2 separate regions of the Homo sapiens genome follow, and region 1 is linked to region 2. A link is an interaction called in ENCODE POLR2A ChIA-PET data of the cell type or tissue named here. Cell type or tissue: K562. All regions are shown on one strand. Links, peaks and the distances in the headings refer to the core of each region. The heading gives the core; the rest is flanking DNA. Region 1 has its middle 7.9 kb from the start of AKR1A1. Region 2 overlaps MAST2 (microtubule associated serine/threonine kinase 2).

What was found. ChIA-PET counts read pairs that join two places held together with the same protein. Peaks named below come from ENCODE experiments on the same cell type or tissue, not always from the same donor. Only the 100,000 strongest peaks of a DNase experiment are listed, where the experiment ranks them.
Region 1: POLR2A ChIA-PET joins it to region 2 with 7 read pairs; 2 of 35 experiments call an interaction of 5 or more read pairs at or near these places.

Annotation. Positions count from the first base shown.
Region 1 is chr1:45,540,759-45,545,149 of GRCh38, reverse strand. No RefSeq gene overlaps it. Among named protein-coding and RNA genes, the nearest start is that of AKR1A1, 7.9 kb to the left of the region's middle. RefSeq lists a silencer at 134-183 and enhancers at 1,240-1,289, 1,310-1,459. In K562, for the core only: no CTCF peak of the experiment used is centred there; a DNase peak (open chromatin) is centred at 2,369.
Region 2 is chr1:46,003,079-46,007,469 of GRCh38, reverse strand. MAST2 (microtubule associated serine/threonine kinase 2) reads right to left here. Exons shown (of 29, transcript NM_015112.3): 8 at 1,075-1,229. Among named protein-coding and RNA genes, the nearest start is that of PIK3R3, 130 kb to the left of the region's middle. In K562, for the core only: no CTCF peak of the experiment used is centred there; no DNase peak of the experiment used is centred there.

The sequences.
Region 1 (4,391 bases), core at 142-4,141, 460 kb after region 2:
AAAGTCCCTACACAGGTAGCTACTGGAAATGGCCCTGGGCCTGTGCACTGAGGCATTATTCTCCCTCTCAGGCCCCTCAAATCCTGTGGTCCCATTCAAGTGGCTGCTGAGAGCCAGCAAGGCTGGCACCAGGCCCTGGGGACTGCATTATGCAGTCAGCTACCTCATCTTTTGGGATCTGAGCTCCAATCCCCAATCCCACCAGAGTGACTTGGTCCTCAGAACCATTTATTGCTTTTTTCCTGATTATGCACCAAAGCAAAATTCTTAATTTCTTAAATATATGTTATTTATTTTTTGAGACAGAGTCTTACTCTATCATCTAGGCTAGAGTGCAGTGGCATGATCACGGCTCACTGCAGTGTTGACTTCCCAGGCTCAAACAATCCTCCCACCTCAGCCTCCCAAGTAGCTGGGACTACAACTGTCCACCACCGTGCTCAGCTAATTTTGTTTATTTTTTGTAGAGACGAGGTCTTACTATATTTGCCCAGGTGATCTCAAACTCCTGGGCTCAAGCGATCCTCCCACCTTGGCCTCCCAAAAGTGCTGCAGTTATAGGCATGAGCCACCAAGCTGGCCATGCTTACTTTTTTGAGTTGTTTGGGGATTAAATGAAACAATGGATGTAAAGTGCCTGGTGGTACATAGAGATTTAATGAGTGGTAATGATTATTATTTATATTCAAAATAGGCTGCTGCAAGCTAGGTTGAAATAGGAAAACTGTTCCCTCTTCTCCTACCCCTTCAAGTGAAACTACTACAAACTGCCACCCATCCCTGACAGAGACAGAACTCCAGAATAGAGGAGGAGGACTCTGCACAGGGTTGCAGTCTCTTTCTCTCTCATGCATGCGCACATATACACTCATGCACCCATGCAAGCACACTTACACCTGTACATGCACACACATGATTATGTAGAGCTACAGCTGTTGGCATAGAAGCTATAGTTATATCAGGGTAGGAATCAGTTCTATTATGGCAGTTACAAAGATCAATGCTGCAGTGAAGTGGTGGAAAGGAGGCTGCAGCCAACTGAAACCAATGGACTGGGACTGGAAAGTCGGGGGTGGGGGGAAGAGGAGGAAGTGGTGTGGGCTAGGGCAGGCAGGCAAGGGAATAACCGCTGACGGAAGCAGACAGCCTGTCATATGGCGGTGCGGATTTCCCCTGTCAACTGCATTTCCTAATTTTACGGTCTTCTGTTGCACATGTCACCCACAGAGGCTGCTCTGTGCTAAAAGTGGGTAGAAGTGATTGATTTATTCATTCGACTGACCAATATTTAATGATATCTACCATGTGCCAGGAGTTTTTTGGAAAAATAGACTGTTGTTGGGAAGGGAGTTAAAGGAAGCTGGAGAATGGTAGTCTGAGCAGAGGAATTGATATGTGCCAAGTTGTGGAGGAATGAAGCAGGATGTTACATTCCAGGAACTACATGTGGTTTGATAAGAAGGGAGCATAGGCTGGGTGGGAGGATCACATGAGGCCAGGGCAGCATACTGAGACCCTGTCTCTACAAAAATAGAGGTGTTGTGCACCTGTAGTCCTAGCTACAATGGAGGCTGAGGTGGGAGGATCACTGAAGCCCAGGAGTTTGAGGTTACAGTTAGCTATGATTGTGCCACTGCACTCCAGCCTGGATGACAAAGCAAGACCCTGTCTCTAAAAAAAAAAAAAAAAAAAAAAAAAAAGTATTACAAATTTAAATATATATACTTCAAAATACAAGTAGGAGAAAGAAAAAGAAAACATATATATAAGGCAATTTGATAATATATATGAAAATGTTAAATGTCCATCCCTTCTGATTCAGCAATTGTAAGGAACTTAGTTTTAGGAAATAATAGAAAAGGGACAAGGCTGTTTACTGTGTTGTTTAGATTACCCAAATCAGCTGAGCGTGGTGGCTCACGCCTGTAATCCCAGCACTTTGGGAGGCCAAGATTGGAGGATTGCTTGGGGCCAGCAGTTTGAGACCAGCCCGGGCAACATAGCGAGACCCTGTCTCTATTTTTAAAATATATTTTTAATATAAAAAAATTAAAACATATTACGTAAATATTTGTAGGAAGGGAATATCCAAAATAAATTGTTGTGCATCCATGTGATAAATACAGACACAACAAGGATAAAGTAAATATGTAAGTATTGTTGTGGAAAAAATGTCTTTGATATGTTGTTAAGTGGGGGGAAAAAAAAACTATGGGGTTACTAAAAGTGGGTTTGGCACCAGCTCTGTTCAGCCCTTCAGCTCCGAAGTTCAACGAAGTTCAAAGTCCTACGGCTTCCAAAGGCCAGTGTATCAGTTCCTGCCCCTGGATCAAGGTTGTGCAAGATGAGGGAGGAGGCTGGTCACAAGCCTGACATGGGGGTAGAGATTTCTTATCCAGCCCTGCCTCAGCCTTGACAGAGTTCAGGAGCCAGATCCCTGCATTGCAGCCTGGCTTCCTTCTCCAGGCAGAACGTGAGTAAAGGTTAAACATTCCTGGGTGCTAGGTACATAGTGGTGCCCTTCCTACTTCATTAGGATAAAAAGGTAACTTGTCTGAGCTCTACTAGTGCTGGGCTTTAAGAACCTGATTTCCTTTCTTTTTTTCTTCTTCTTTTTTTAAATCAGTTGGTTTAATTCCAGGTGATACATAATTTAGAGTAGAACAAAGACCAAAGGGCCAACTCTGGTAGGATTCTGGGCTGGGAGATGATAAGCCACTGTATGATTTTTCTTTTTTTTCTTTAAAGGTTTATTCTTTTTTTTTTTTTTTTTTTTAACATGGAGTCTTGCTCCGGAGTCTTGCTCCAGAGACTCTCCTTTGCACACCCAGAGTGCAATGGCGCGATCTTGGCTCACTGCAAACTCTGCCTCCCAGGTTCAAGCAATTCTCCTACCTCAGCCTCCTGAGTAGCTGGGATTACAGGTGCCTGACACAAGGCTCAGCTAATTTTTTTTGTATTTTTATTAGAGACGGGGTTTCACCATATTGATCAGGCTGGTCTTGAACTCCTGACCTCATGATCTACTCACCTCAGCCTCCCAAAGTGCTGGGATTACAGGCATGAGCTACAATGCCCAGCCAAAAGTTTATTCTTGCTCTATTGTGCAGGCTGGAGTGCAGTGGTATAATCATAGCTCAATGTAATCTCAAACTCCAGGCCTCAAGGGATCCTCTTACCTCAGTCTTCTGAGTAACTAGGGCTATAGGCACGCACCACTATGCGTTGCTAATTTTTTCACTTTTTTGTAGAGACAGTGTCTCTCTATGTTGCCCAGGCTGGTCTTGAACTTCCCGCCTCAAGTGATCTTCCCACCTCAGCCAGGCCCGTCCCTGAGACCTCCATTTTTTAGCTCTTGAGTTTCTTTTGCTTCCTTTTTTTTTTTTTTTCTTTTTGAGACGGAGTTTTGCTCTTGTTGCCCAGGCTGGAGTGCAATAGTGCGATCTTGGCTCACCACAACCTCTGCCCCTCGGGTTCAAGCGATTCTCCTGCCTCAGCCTCCAGAATAGCTAGGATTACAGGCATGCACCACCACGCCTGGCTAATTTTTGTATTTGTATATATATATATATATTTTTTTTTAGTATAAACAGGGTTTCTCCATGTTGGTCTGGCTGGTCTCGAACTGCTGACCTCAGGTGATCTGCTTGCCTTGGCTTTCCAAAGTGCTGGGATTACAGATGTGAGCCACCATGCCTGGCTTTTTGCTTCCTTTTGTTTTGTTTTTATGTTATCTTTTGTTTTGTTTTGGTTTGGTTTTTTGCTTCCCTTTTTTTTTTTTTTTTTTTTGAGACAGGATCTCACTCTGTCACCCAGGCTAGATCATGGATCTCACAATGGTGTGATCATGGTTCATTGCAGCCTTGATCTCCTGGGCTCAAGTGATACTCCCACCTCAGCCTCCTGACTATAGGTGTCCTGGGACTACAGGTGTACACCAGCACACTTGGCTAATTTTTAAAATTTTTGGTAGAGACAGGGTTTTGCCATTTTGGCCAGGCTAGTCTCGAACTCCTGGACTCAAGTGATCTTCTAGCCTCAGCCTCCCAAAGTGCTGGGACTACAACCATGAGCAACCATGCCTGGCCTGGCCTGCTTCTCTTTTTGTTTCTGCTTAAAAGCGTCATCTTAGTCATTCATCTCCTCGGCCTGCTCCTTGTGCTGTTTCAGGGGCTTCTTGCCGTCTTTGTGGCCAGACATGGCGCCTGCTGTACTTTTACCTCATTTCTTTTTCTAGGGATTCTAGCAATAAGCCTTTGATATAAGGCTGCCATGTTAGTCATAGACCAATTATAGCCAAGCTACTTGGCTTGACTGTGTTCTTGTCCAGTTGGAGACAAGATATTTGAGTCTATTTCGGAGAGGCAACAGGATTTCAGGGTCACCAGAAG
Region 2 (4,391 bases), core at 157-4,156:
GCCTCTCAATCTCAACTGGCCTAAAAGGTACCCTTCTCTGTGTATGGGTTGTTGAGAACACCAAGACTCAGGTGTTCCTCTGTGACACAGAGAAAGGCACTGGAGCCTCAGATACCATCTTCATCAATCTCTACACCTGAACCAGTCATTGTGGTCTGGCCCAGCTTACTCCCTGTCACTCCTGGTGCAGTGCCAGCATTACCTGAGGGGATTCTTTCTGGGAGGAACTGCTGCTCCTCTGGGATCCTACCCTGCACATCTTAGCCAATTAATTACTTCTTAGGGACCCTGCAAAACTGAGCTCAGTCATTAAAGTCATGTTCATTTTAATCTCCATCACCTTCCTTAACCTAAAATTCTGGCACTGATTTACCAGCTAATGCCAAAGAGAATCGAAAATTAATCAGCAGCTGTTAAGGTTAGTTTGGTTTGATGAAGATGTGCCCAGGTGATTCACAGAATAAAGACATATTCAAATGGACATTTAATTCTGCTTTTGAAATGGGCTTCTTCCCCACGCCAGCAACCTGTCTTCAGCAGCAACTTTTTTAGCTGGCCTAGATCATACACCCAGGGCCAATGGGTTCTGGAGCCAGATAACCATCAGAATTGATGATACCATTGTTCTCCTTTTACCAGATGTAATCTAAAGTATATTTCTGCTGCTAACTACCTTTAAACAGAAAAAGAGAGGGACCACTTGACAGTATTGTTAAATACCTCCTGGGGTGATGGGTTGAGCTGTACCTGAAGCCAAAAATAGCTTGGGCTTTGTTGAACTTGACTCACTCAAGCTGGCCAATGTATTATGCCAGGGGTTAGCAAATTACAGCCTGCAGACTAACTATGGCCTGCTACTTTTTTTTTTTCTTTTGTAAATAAAGTTTATATATTATTTGTGGATACTTTCATACTACAACAGCAGAGTTGAGGAATGTGACAGAGATATATGGCCTATAAAGCCTAAAAATATTTACTATCTTGGCCCCTTATAGCATAGTGTGCCCACCTCTGTGTTATGCAAACAAGCTGAAATCCACATGCACTGGAACAGTGGGCAGAGAGCACCCTCACCTGAGGCTCCGGGAGCGAGGCCGCATGGCTGGGGACTGCCGTCCTTCCTCATCTGGTACGCTCTCTGTGCTGAAATGCTTCGTCAAAAAGTGCAGCTCATCAGCTGTAGGCTGGAAAGGCAACTGATGCAGCTTTTCCTGTGAGGAGCATGATGACTAGAGGGGAAAACATTAAGAAGTGGCATTAAAGACATGTCCCAGAGCAGTCCAAGAATGGGGAAGGACTGAAAATGGTCAGGGAACTTCCCAGTCACTATAAACCCAAAGCAGGTCTTCTTTCCCCTACTCCCTTAGCCTTGCCTGTGCTTGATCCTGTTTTTCTCCAGCCCTTCAGAGCCCTCAGCCCTGAGGAATTCAATATACTGGAGTCCTTCAAGGGTTGTGCAGGGAGTTGGGCCCAGACCTTCATGGAATTTTAGAGCTGCAAAAGTAGTTAATAAATCATGCTTCCTCACTTGGGACATGTTTTAGGTGTACCCAGCTGCAAATAACATCCTCTTAAGTTCGCCCTTCCACAATCTTGAGAGAGCCACCCTGGGGGCAGCTCAGCAATGTTTCCTTTTGGCTGCTATCTGGAGGAGAAGTGCCTTTGCTGGGGCTGTGAAGGCTGTGCCCAGACTCACTCAAGCTGGCCAATGTATTGTGCCAGGGGTTAGCAAACTACAGCCTGCAGACCAACTATGGCCTGATGTCCAGCAGGCAAGAAAATCCAGCAGGGAAGAAAATTACTTTTACATCTGGACCTGAAGATTAGGCTTGACCTGAAAACACTCATGAATTCTAAACATGGCTCAGTGACTGAGGATTCCTCACAACAGCACTGCCAATCTCAACAGGCCATCTGAGGGAGGGTGCTCGGCTATCACAGGACTTCTACAGGCGCAGCTAATGCTGAAGCACCCATTCAGTCCCAGGATCAGGGAACTCCCCCCTCCATTACCTGACAAGACTGACAAAGAGAACAGGCAAGTCAGGGCCAGCCCAAGTTCTATTTACCAAACTAATCAATGATCTGGGGTTTTTTTTTTTTTTTTGAGACAGAGTTTCGCTCTTGTTGCCCAGGCTGGAGTGCAATGGCACGATCTTGGCTCACTGCAACCTCCGCCTCCCAGGTTCAAGTGACTCTCCTGCCTCAGCCTCCTGAGTAGTTGAGATTACAGGCATGTGCCACCATGCCCGGGTAATTTTGTATTTTTAATAAAGATGGGGTTTTTCCACGTTGGTCAGGCTGGTCTGGAACTCCCGACCTCAGGTGATCTGCCCGCCTTGGCCTCCCAAAGTGCTGGGATTACAGGCGTGAGCCACCGCGCCCAGCCTGTTTGTTTTTTTAGAGACAGGATTCTGTTCTGTTGTCCTGGCTGGAGTGCAGTGGCGTTATCATAGCTCACTGCTGCCTCAAACTTCTGGGCTCAAGTGATCCTCATGCCTCAGCCTCCCAAGCAGCTGAAACTGCAGGTGCATGCCACCATGTCCAGCTATTTTTTTTTTAAGTGACAGGGTCTTGCTGTGTTGTCCAGGCTGGTCTTTTGGAACTCCTGCTTTGACCTCTCAAAGTGCTGAGATTATAGGCCTGAGCTACTGCTCCCAGAGCCAAGGTTTAAATATCTAAATCCATTTAAGAATCAAAGCTAAAGCACCACACTGAGATAACTCTGTTGTCACAGGCTCAATAAACAAGTGAGAAATCAGCATTTCTTTTTTGCTAACAGTGCACATTTTCTCTCATAGAATGCTATAATACATGAAGTTATAAACAGCGAGTGAGATGTCTCCACAGGGTTATTTCTTGGCCCCATTTTAATAAATGATTTGGATCAAAGTTGCAAAAAATATTCTTACCAGCTATAGCTAACATGAAACTAGTGAGGCAATGTAAACTACAGTGGGCAAAACTGGTATTTTAAAGAATCCTAATAAGCTGGAGCAATGAGTTAAGTCTTAAAATTTGCAGATGAGACTTACCTTGGTTCTAAAAAAATCACTTGTTTGAGTGAAGAGTTATGGGAAAGGGGATTTTTTTTTTTTTTTTTTTTTTGAGATAGTCTTGCTCTGTCACCCAGGCTGGAGTGCAGTGGTGTGATCTCGGCTCATGGCAATCTCCGCCTCCTGGGTTCAAGCGATTCTCCTGCCTCAGCCTCCTGAGACGCTGGGACTACAGGCGCCCACCACCACGCCCAGCTAATTTTTTGTATTTTTAGTGGAGACGGGGTTTCACCATGTTAGCCACGATGGTCTCGATCTCCTGACCTTGCGATCAGCCTGCCTCAGCCTCCCAAAGTGCCAGGATTACAGGTGTGAGCCACTGCGCCTGGCCCGGGAAGGGGAATGTTTATTAGAGAAAGATCTTAAACTTAACAGTTGCCAAAGACCAATGACATCTTTGGATTAATGTGATAGTAGTATCTAGGTTGGGAGAGGAAATGTACTCCTTTTCCCTGCTCGAGATTCAGGAATAAAGGCACACTGAGCAGGGAAGACCTGAAGAATGCTGCAAGTAATGGGGATGGGGTCAGCAGGTCTACGGCCTGCTTCTGTATGGCCTTCAAAGACTAAAACATTTACTCCACGTTGGGCTCTTTACAGAAAAAGTTGGCCAACCTTGTCACTGTGGTTTTAATAAAAAGTTGCTCGGCTGGGTGTGGCAGTTCACGCCTGTAATCCTAGCACTTTGGGAAGCCAAGGCAGATGGATCGCTTGAGCCCAGAAATTTGGGACCAGCCTGGGAAACATGATGAAACCCCCTCTCTACAAAAAATTAGCCTGCTACAGGGTGGTGGCATGCCCCTGCAGTCCCAGTCTACTTAGGAGAATGAGGTGGGAGGATCATCTGAGCCTGGGGAGGTTGAAGCTGCAGCGAGCCGTGATTGCGCCACTGCACTCCAGCCTGGGTGACAGTGACACTCTTTCAAAAAAAAAAAAGTTGCTCAATGAGGGCTTAAGGGTCAATTGTGCATAGCAGCAATTAGTACAGCTCTTGTGTTTTAGGCTAAAACATTCTCCAAAAGAAATAAACGTTTTAGAGACAGGTCCAGCTTTTTGCTTCATATGCATCAAACTTGGATATCAAATAACAATCACTCTTCCCTTCTTTTTTGAAAGAAAAAGGTGAAAAAGAGGGGAGAGTCTACCAAGTGCTTCAGATATGAGAAAGGTGATCTGCTCTTGGTTCCAGTTCTAGAAATAAGGATGGAGGAGTAGGGGAAGTGTGCTTAGGAGTCCCCATATCTGGTCTCACTGTCAAAGCAAAAGTTCATCCTCAAGCTCTCCTCTGCCTCCACTAGAAGTAACTGATTCCCAGAGAGGGCACTGGTCATCCTT